Regions from separate parts of the Mus musculus genome. Here region 1 is linked to region 2. Evidence: chromatin contacts called from ENCODE POLR2A ChIA-PET data. All regions are on one chromosome and are shown on one strand. The core of a region is the stretch at or near the end of the contact, and the rest is flanking DNA. Distances in the headings are between cores, read along the strand shown.

Evidence for each region. ChIA-PET counts read pairs that join two places held with the same protein, here RNA polymerase II (POLR2A).
Region 1: POLR2A ChIA-PET joins it to region 2 with 11 read pairs in Patski. The contact joins the enhancer-like site here to the promoter of Flna in region 2. POLR2A ChIA-PET finds 5 or more read pairs at or near these places in 2 of 5 experiments (Patski and embryonic stem cell).

The regions. Positions count from the first base shown.
Region 1 is chrX:73,997,676-74,001,079 of GRCm38, reverse strand. No RefSeq gene overlaps it. Among named protein-coding and RNA genes, the nearest start is that of Mir5132, 24 kb to the left of the region's middle. Within about 2 kb of position 1,664, at least 1 of the 3 ENCODE cell types and tissues checked has a DNase peak (open chromatin) inside an H3K27ac peak, as active enhancers do.
Region 2 is chrX:74,244,515-74,247,813 of GRCm38, reverse strand. Flna (filamin, alpha) reads left to right here and starts at 1,280. Exons shown (of 46, transcript NM_010227.3): 1 at 1,280-1,750. The coding sequence starts at 1,378.

The DNA.
Region 1 (3,404 bases), core at 415-2,914, 250 kb after region 2:
CTATTTAAAGTACCTGGAAGGAAAGAATATAATGTTTCAAGACAAACAATGGAAGGTAATAGACATCTTTAAATGTGCTGAAAAACGGCCAACCTAGATTTCTAGACCCAGTAAAATACCCTTTAAAAAAGAAAGCAAACATGTGGTGGTGTATGCTCATAATCCTGGCACTCCAGAGGCTGAGGCAGAAAGATCAGGAGTTCAAGGTCAGCCTCCACTGTAGCTGGCCTTTGGTACTTTGTGGGTTCTTCTTTTTCCCACCCTTTATCTCCCCCTATTTCACCCCCTACCACTAGGTAGGAGAGAAAGAAGAATAGAGGAGCGGGGAGAGATCTCTGAATCTATTTTCTTTCCTTTTGTTTCAACCAACCCCCACCAACCCCCACCAAATGACCACCAACCACCAACTCTGCCTATGGGCCTCTAGCATTTATATACCCTCTGAAAAATTCCCAGAATTCCAAATGTCACACAATCACAGAAACTATCTGCAGCTGGCAAAACCATGCCCCTGCTAGAGCATGAGGCATATCATAGCCACTGCAGACAGTCCAAAGTAGCCCCATATTCCACACCTGGGATTAAAACAAACACACATTCTATTTCTGTGGTTTTTTAAAGAAACCAAAATTCCAGAATTCTCACTACAAAGGATCACTTGCCAAAACTAATCTTTGACCTTCCCATCTCAGATGTTAAACTCCCTTTGGTTTACCCTCCTTCTAGTCAGGTCTGGCCCCAGTCAAAGCAGAACAACATCGGATCAAACCCAATGTTTGGCCCTTAGTTTTTCAGTTGAATTGTTTATTCCTAGGGTTTAGGTTTGGTTGTTTGTTTGAGACAAGGTTGGCCAAAGCTGGCCTCAAATATTGATCCTCCTGCCTGCCTCTGCTTCCTAAATGTAGGCATCACCTCACCTGGCTTTCTGAGTTTAAATATGACTGATAACTCAGCAACAGGACCAGTAATGTTTTAGTAATGTTTCCTTTAGTAGTTTTTCTTTTTTTTTCTTTTTTTTTTTTTTAGGTTTTTCAAGACAGGGTTTCTCTGTTTAGCCCTGGCTGTCCTGGAACTCACTTTGTAGGCCAGGCTGGCCTCGAACTCAGAAATCCACCTGCCTCTGCCTCCCGAGTGCTGGGATTAAAGGCGTGCGCCACCACACCCGGCCCATTTATTATTATTATTATTATTTATTATTATTCCTTCTCTTTTCTAAAAATCTACGAGAGCCATGCTGTGGTCTATAGAACGCCAGTTGCTAAAACTGTCTTGAGCAAACCTTTGTAAAAGAAAGCTTGTTTTACACTGTCAGCAGGAGGGTCTAGAATGAAGCTGTAGTCAGTAGAGATTGCATATTAAGTAGAGATAAAGACAATCTGGACGTGAAAGGGACTGTTAATCTATGGGGGCAGGGTTAGGGGAAGCTACTCTGCTCACTTAGAAACCAGAAGAGAAGGATTGCATCTTTCTACCGCCTTTATTCATTTTAAAAAATCATATCGTCAAGACTGCAGCTGTCACACTGGAAATATGCCCTCACTGTTGTTTTTCTCAGAGAGAATTAAAGTCAGGCAAAAGCAGCGACTGGAAGTCTCTCTCTTGGGTTCGGTTTTCTGCTGAGTCACTGCTTTAATGGCTGCTGGAGATAAATGACTCCCCCTCTCCCCAGCTTGTTTCTAAGGCAACCATTGAGCAAGACAGCAAGACAGCAGCAGTGAAGCCAGCTTGGGTCAGAAGCAGCTCCCATGTTGCTACCATGTTGCCTGCTTTCTTTTATTGTCTAGAACAAGTATATGTTTAGAAAAGAGAATGCTGACTCTTAATAGATGTAGCCATAGTGGCCTCTAAAGCATTAGACATTAGCAAAAGGATCACCTTTGCAAATCTAGAAAGTGAAAAAACCCATTGTTGTTACTTATTTACATGTTGTCAGGGGGTTGGGCATTCCCTCTCCCTGCCCCCTCCCCCTTCCCCTTTCTCCCTCCCTACTTCTCTCTTCTTCCCTCCCTTTCCTTCTTCCACTCCTTCTCTTTTAATCAGCTTACAATTAGGTGTAAGTGGGCATAGTAACATTCCTTTAATCCCAACTCTCTGGGGGCAGAGGCAGATGGATCCCTGTGAGTTTGAGGCCAAACTGGTGGTTTACAGAGGGAATTCCAGGACAGCTCGGGCTATACAGAGAAATCCTGCCTCGAAAATAAAAAAAATCAGCAGGTTTCCTTGTGGAATTTGCCTTTTTGATTGTTGTCTTGAGATAACGTTTTCTTGTTACTCAGGCTGGCCTCTAGCTTCCTATGAAGCTGAGGGTGGCTTTGAAGTTCTGATTCTCCTGCATCCTTGAGAGTGCTTTGTGCTACCACACCTGGTTTGTGCAGACTGAGGTTCGAACCCAGGGCCTTGTGCAGCACTTTCTGAATTGAGCTACATTCCCAGGTGAGGTGGAAACTTAATGGTTCCTTGGAAAGTCAGTTATGTTAGGTGGTGTTTTGCTGGGGCAAACACATGAAGGAATGTTTCCTTAAAGTGGACACAGGTGAAAGGCTAAGGCAGACTCATGAAGGAACTTTTAGCTGAAGCAGACAGGAGGAAGTATGTTCTGCTAACGCAAGCACGTGATGAAGGATTCTTTGCTAATGACACACATGTATTGGTCCACCTTTCATTATGTAGTTGAGCTGCATTTGTTGGGACTCCATAGAGAGAAATGCACCAAAAACCTTCTGGTGATGTTGCTACAGTTTCTTGCAGCTTCCAAGGACTCAGGATGATTGGCAGAATGAGAGAGTCACAACCTAGAACTTCTCTTGGTGTCCTTCTTAGTCCCTCCTTCCTACTGACTTGTGCCTAGGCAGAGGCCTGGCTGTCTCTGTTGGTAGTGCCACTGCTGCTGATTCCTGTCTGCTGTCCTGACTCTATGGACCTGGACTGCTGGTGTACCCATGAAGTGTTTGTGAGTAGACGGAGCTGCCACTGCTGACCTCTAAACGAAACTGCCGATTTCCAGACAACACAAATGGGAGTTGCTCCAAAGAACCTTTCTAAACAGGTCCACTTGCCCCATATCCTTTCTTTGCCACTACCTCTGGTAGATGGTGGGCTAAAAGATGTTAAAACATTTAAGAACCATCATTAAAAATAGATTTAAAATAATTAAAATTACACCCAGGTCCCTTTCATTGTCTTCACTGGCCTTTTATTGCATACTTAATCTTTAGTCTGATTTTCTTTAGTATGTACTTTCTTCTTCATGGTGGGTCTAGTTTTTTCTATATTTTCAGGTCCATAATCCTGGTCTATGAATGTATGTTGAAATATTCTCTTCTCATTGGTAACATGTCTTTGATATTTTCTACATAAAAACTAATGTCTAACAGCTCTGACCTGCATATCTGACTTTTAAAAGC
Region 2 (3,299 bases), core at 31-2,530:
AGTAGATGGAAAAGTCTACCACGGGAAAGACATAGGTAAGATGAATCCCCTTAACTAAAGAGGATGGTTGGGAGTATCCCCTACAGTTTTCTTTTTCTGTATCTTCGCTCCTTTCTGTCCCAGCACAGCATCCTCATCACTATCTCCAGAGAATATCTATCATTAAATTAACTTTTAGTGAGTAGCTTCACACTACTTAGGGAACACACTCAGGCTCCTTAGCAAGCCTTGATGTCTGGTGACTCTCCTTTCTTCAGTAATCTGGGACCCTCTCCCTGAGCCCCTCCACATCTCTAGGGTCACAGCAAGGCTTGGGACTGTTCAGCCAGAGAAGACCTCTCCCCCCAGAATTCCTCAGGGCCCAAGGTAGAACAGTGAGTATGGCAGGTACAAGGTGTACAGATCTACATGCATCACAGGGCAGGCAGGCAGGCAGGCAGGCAGGCGCCCTCTGATTGTGTGCATTGGCATACCCTGGACCTTTGGAAAGCTGCTTGATCCTGTAGTGCTGGTGGCCACTTGGCCCAGTGCTGGCCCCATTTCCTCGCGGATGGAACTAGGCAGTAGAGAAGACGACGGTGGGAATGGGCCTGTGCAGGTGTGCAGGCCAGGGTCATGGAGACTGGGAAGACCAAAGGAGATGGGTAGGGAGTGCCAGGGCTCTGTGGGTGTCTATGTTAGGTGATGAGAGCCCTGTCTGACAGCATACAAAGAGCTCTCAGCAGCGTTAGGCGCTCTGGAAGGGTTCGCTCACAGGATTGCTTTACTCTGCTGTGGATCACACTGTGGCTGAGAACCCTAAGCTCGGGAAGAATAGAGAATGTAGAAGAGGGTACAGGGTCAGGGCGGAGCCCAAGTGATACCGGGACATTATTCGCTCCGCCTTCTGCAGGGACCTTGGGGAAAGAAAGTCCCTTGTAAGGGTGTGCCTGCTGGAGCTGAGCAATTCTGTGACAGAATTGCTCAAGCGTTCCTAGATCTGGGGTCCGTTTCCTGTAGTACTGTAGCGGATGTTGCCAGACCTTTTTGTGCTCTTTGGGGCTCAAAGACCCTTTCTGAAGCAGCGGGGCTGAGTTGCTTTTGGCGGAGTGCAGAGGCAGCTTCGGGGGATGGGGGCGGGGGGCGTTGTGGGGCATTCCAACGGGAGGGGCGAGGTGGGGCGGGCGCGGCCCAGAAGCCCCACCCAGAGGCTCCGCCCCCAAGGAAACTTTGCCTCTGGCTCCGCCTTTCGCATACATTTAAAGGGCTCGCTCTTTCCGCAGTGCAACCTCTGTTCTGTGCCTCGTCGTTCATGCTCGGAGGTGCCTACTGCTTTAATTAAAGGGCCGTCCCATCGGCGAAGCTGCAGCACCGCCCCTCCGTTCCTCGCGCCTCAAAATGAGTAGCTCTCACTCCCGCTGTGGCCAGAGTGCGGCGGTTGCGTCTCCGGGAGGCAGTATCGATTCACGGGACGCGGAGATGCCGGCTACCGAAAAAGACCTAGCAGAAGATGCACCGTGGAAGAAAATTCAGCAGAACACATTCACCCGCTGGTGCAATGAGCACCTTAAGTGCGTAAGCAAGCGCATCGCCAATCTGCAGACGGACCTGAGCGATGGGTTGCGGCTCATCGCGCTGCTCGAGGTACTCAGCCAGAAGAAAATGCACCGCAAGCACAACCAAAGACCCACTTTCCGCCAGATGCAGCTCGAAAATGTGTCGGTGGCGCTTGAATTCCTGGACCGTGAGAGCATCAAGCTCGTGTCCATAGGTGAGGGCACGGGCTACACTGGGGCGCTGAGTGGGTGCGGGCGTGGTCGCAACAAATTCTTCCTTTCTTCTCCTCTAGAGTCTCTCCTAGTTGTCTTCCCTAGCTGCTGCACACAACCAAGGCTACCACTAGGCCCCTTAGCCGCCTTGTTCTTTGAGGTCCTCGAGAACAAAAGGCTGGCCTGGCGAGCATGCGAACCGCTACGCGCCCCCGCCCGCAGCGCCTTGCTGGCCTGCTCCCAGGCTGAGCTCACATCCTCTGTAGGCCGCGCCCCCAACGCTGCACCCGAGGTGGGACAGGCACAGACTAGGCTTCTGCCTCTGAGAGCCGCACCCCATCCCTGGGATACCCATGCTTTCCACCTACAACAATTTTAAAAGTACCCTTCTAGCATTTGGCTGCCTCTGCAGTTCTAAAGTGAAGGTTGTAGCTTGTTCTCCTATTTATGTAGGACTCCCTCAACTTCTTGCCCTGGAACATGCTTCCCCATTGGAGATAGTTCAAATCCCCAGTTTCTTTCTTTCTTTCTTTCTTTTTTTGCTGAACTTGGAGGGGGGCAAAGAGATATACTGCTGGCAAAACTGTACTCCAGGTGTAATGAGTGTGGTTGACTAAAGGCACGAGCACTTGGTTGTTAGCTTTGCTGTCTATCATGGATCAAATTCTTGTTTCATTGTAAACCTTGGTTTTGTACATCTAGAATGCAGAGATTGGTTGAAAGGTGCTCCAATGTGCACAGGGTTTACTGCTAGTCCAGTTCCCAAGTCTTTGAACTGGAGAGGTTGGCATTGGTATTGTCTCTTGCAGGATCCCATGCTTTTCTCAAAGTAGGGGCTGCTCATGGACAGGCACCAGAATTGTTATCTTGGGAATGTGGAACAGGGAGAGTAGAAGAGTGGACCTTTACTCCATAATACAAAGGGTTTTCTATTATCCTTACAACTTTGGAATGGTACATGCTAGTTAAAACAGCGAGGGACCAAGGCCCTTCAGAGAGCAGATTTTAAGTGCTGAGTTTTTTTTTTTTTTTAAATGCTCATAGAGGTGTGCCAGTGGATGTATGAAAACTCACCCCTAGTCCCAGCCTCAGTCTAGCCAGCTGAGTCATTTCTAAGTCTTGGAAGGGGGCAACCGGATGTGGGGAGGCAGGCCACACCCCAGCTCTTTAGGGGGGGTCTCCTCCCTCCTTCTTTCTCCCCTCCTTCTTGTGAGCTGGCTGGAGCAGGCCTAGTTCCCAGAGCTTTGCCATATAAGGCAAAAAAATGTTGGAAAGCAGCAGTGATTAGGGGAGGGAGGGGGCCGGCTGGCCCAGGGGCTGGGGATAAGGGGTGGGATGGGGCGGGGCCATCTTACCAAGCTGCTTCCCAACACTGGGCCCTGATCCTCTCCTCTTGGGAGGGATATGAAGCTGGCATAGCTCACCTAATCAGACCAGGGGAGGGACCAGATGTACCTTACTGGGATGATGGGTCTGTCTTTGTTCTTCCCCTTGGAGACTACTAAGGACCTATGATCTCCTTGGGGGTTTTTGTGATGGGCCTGTGGCTTT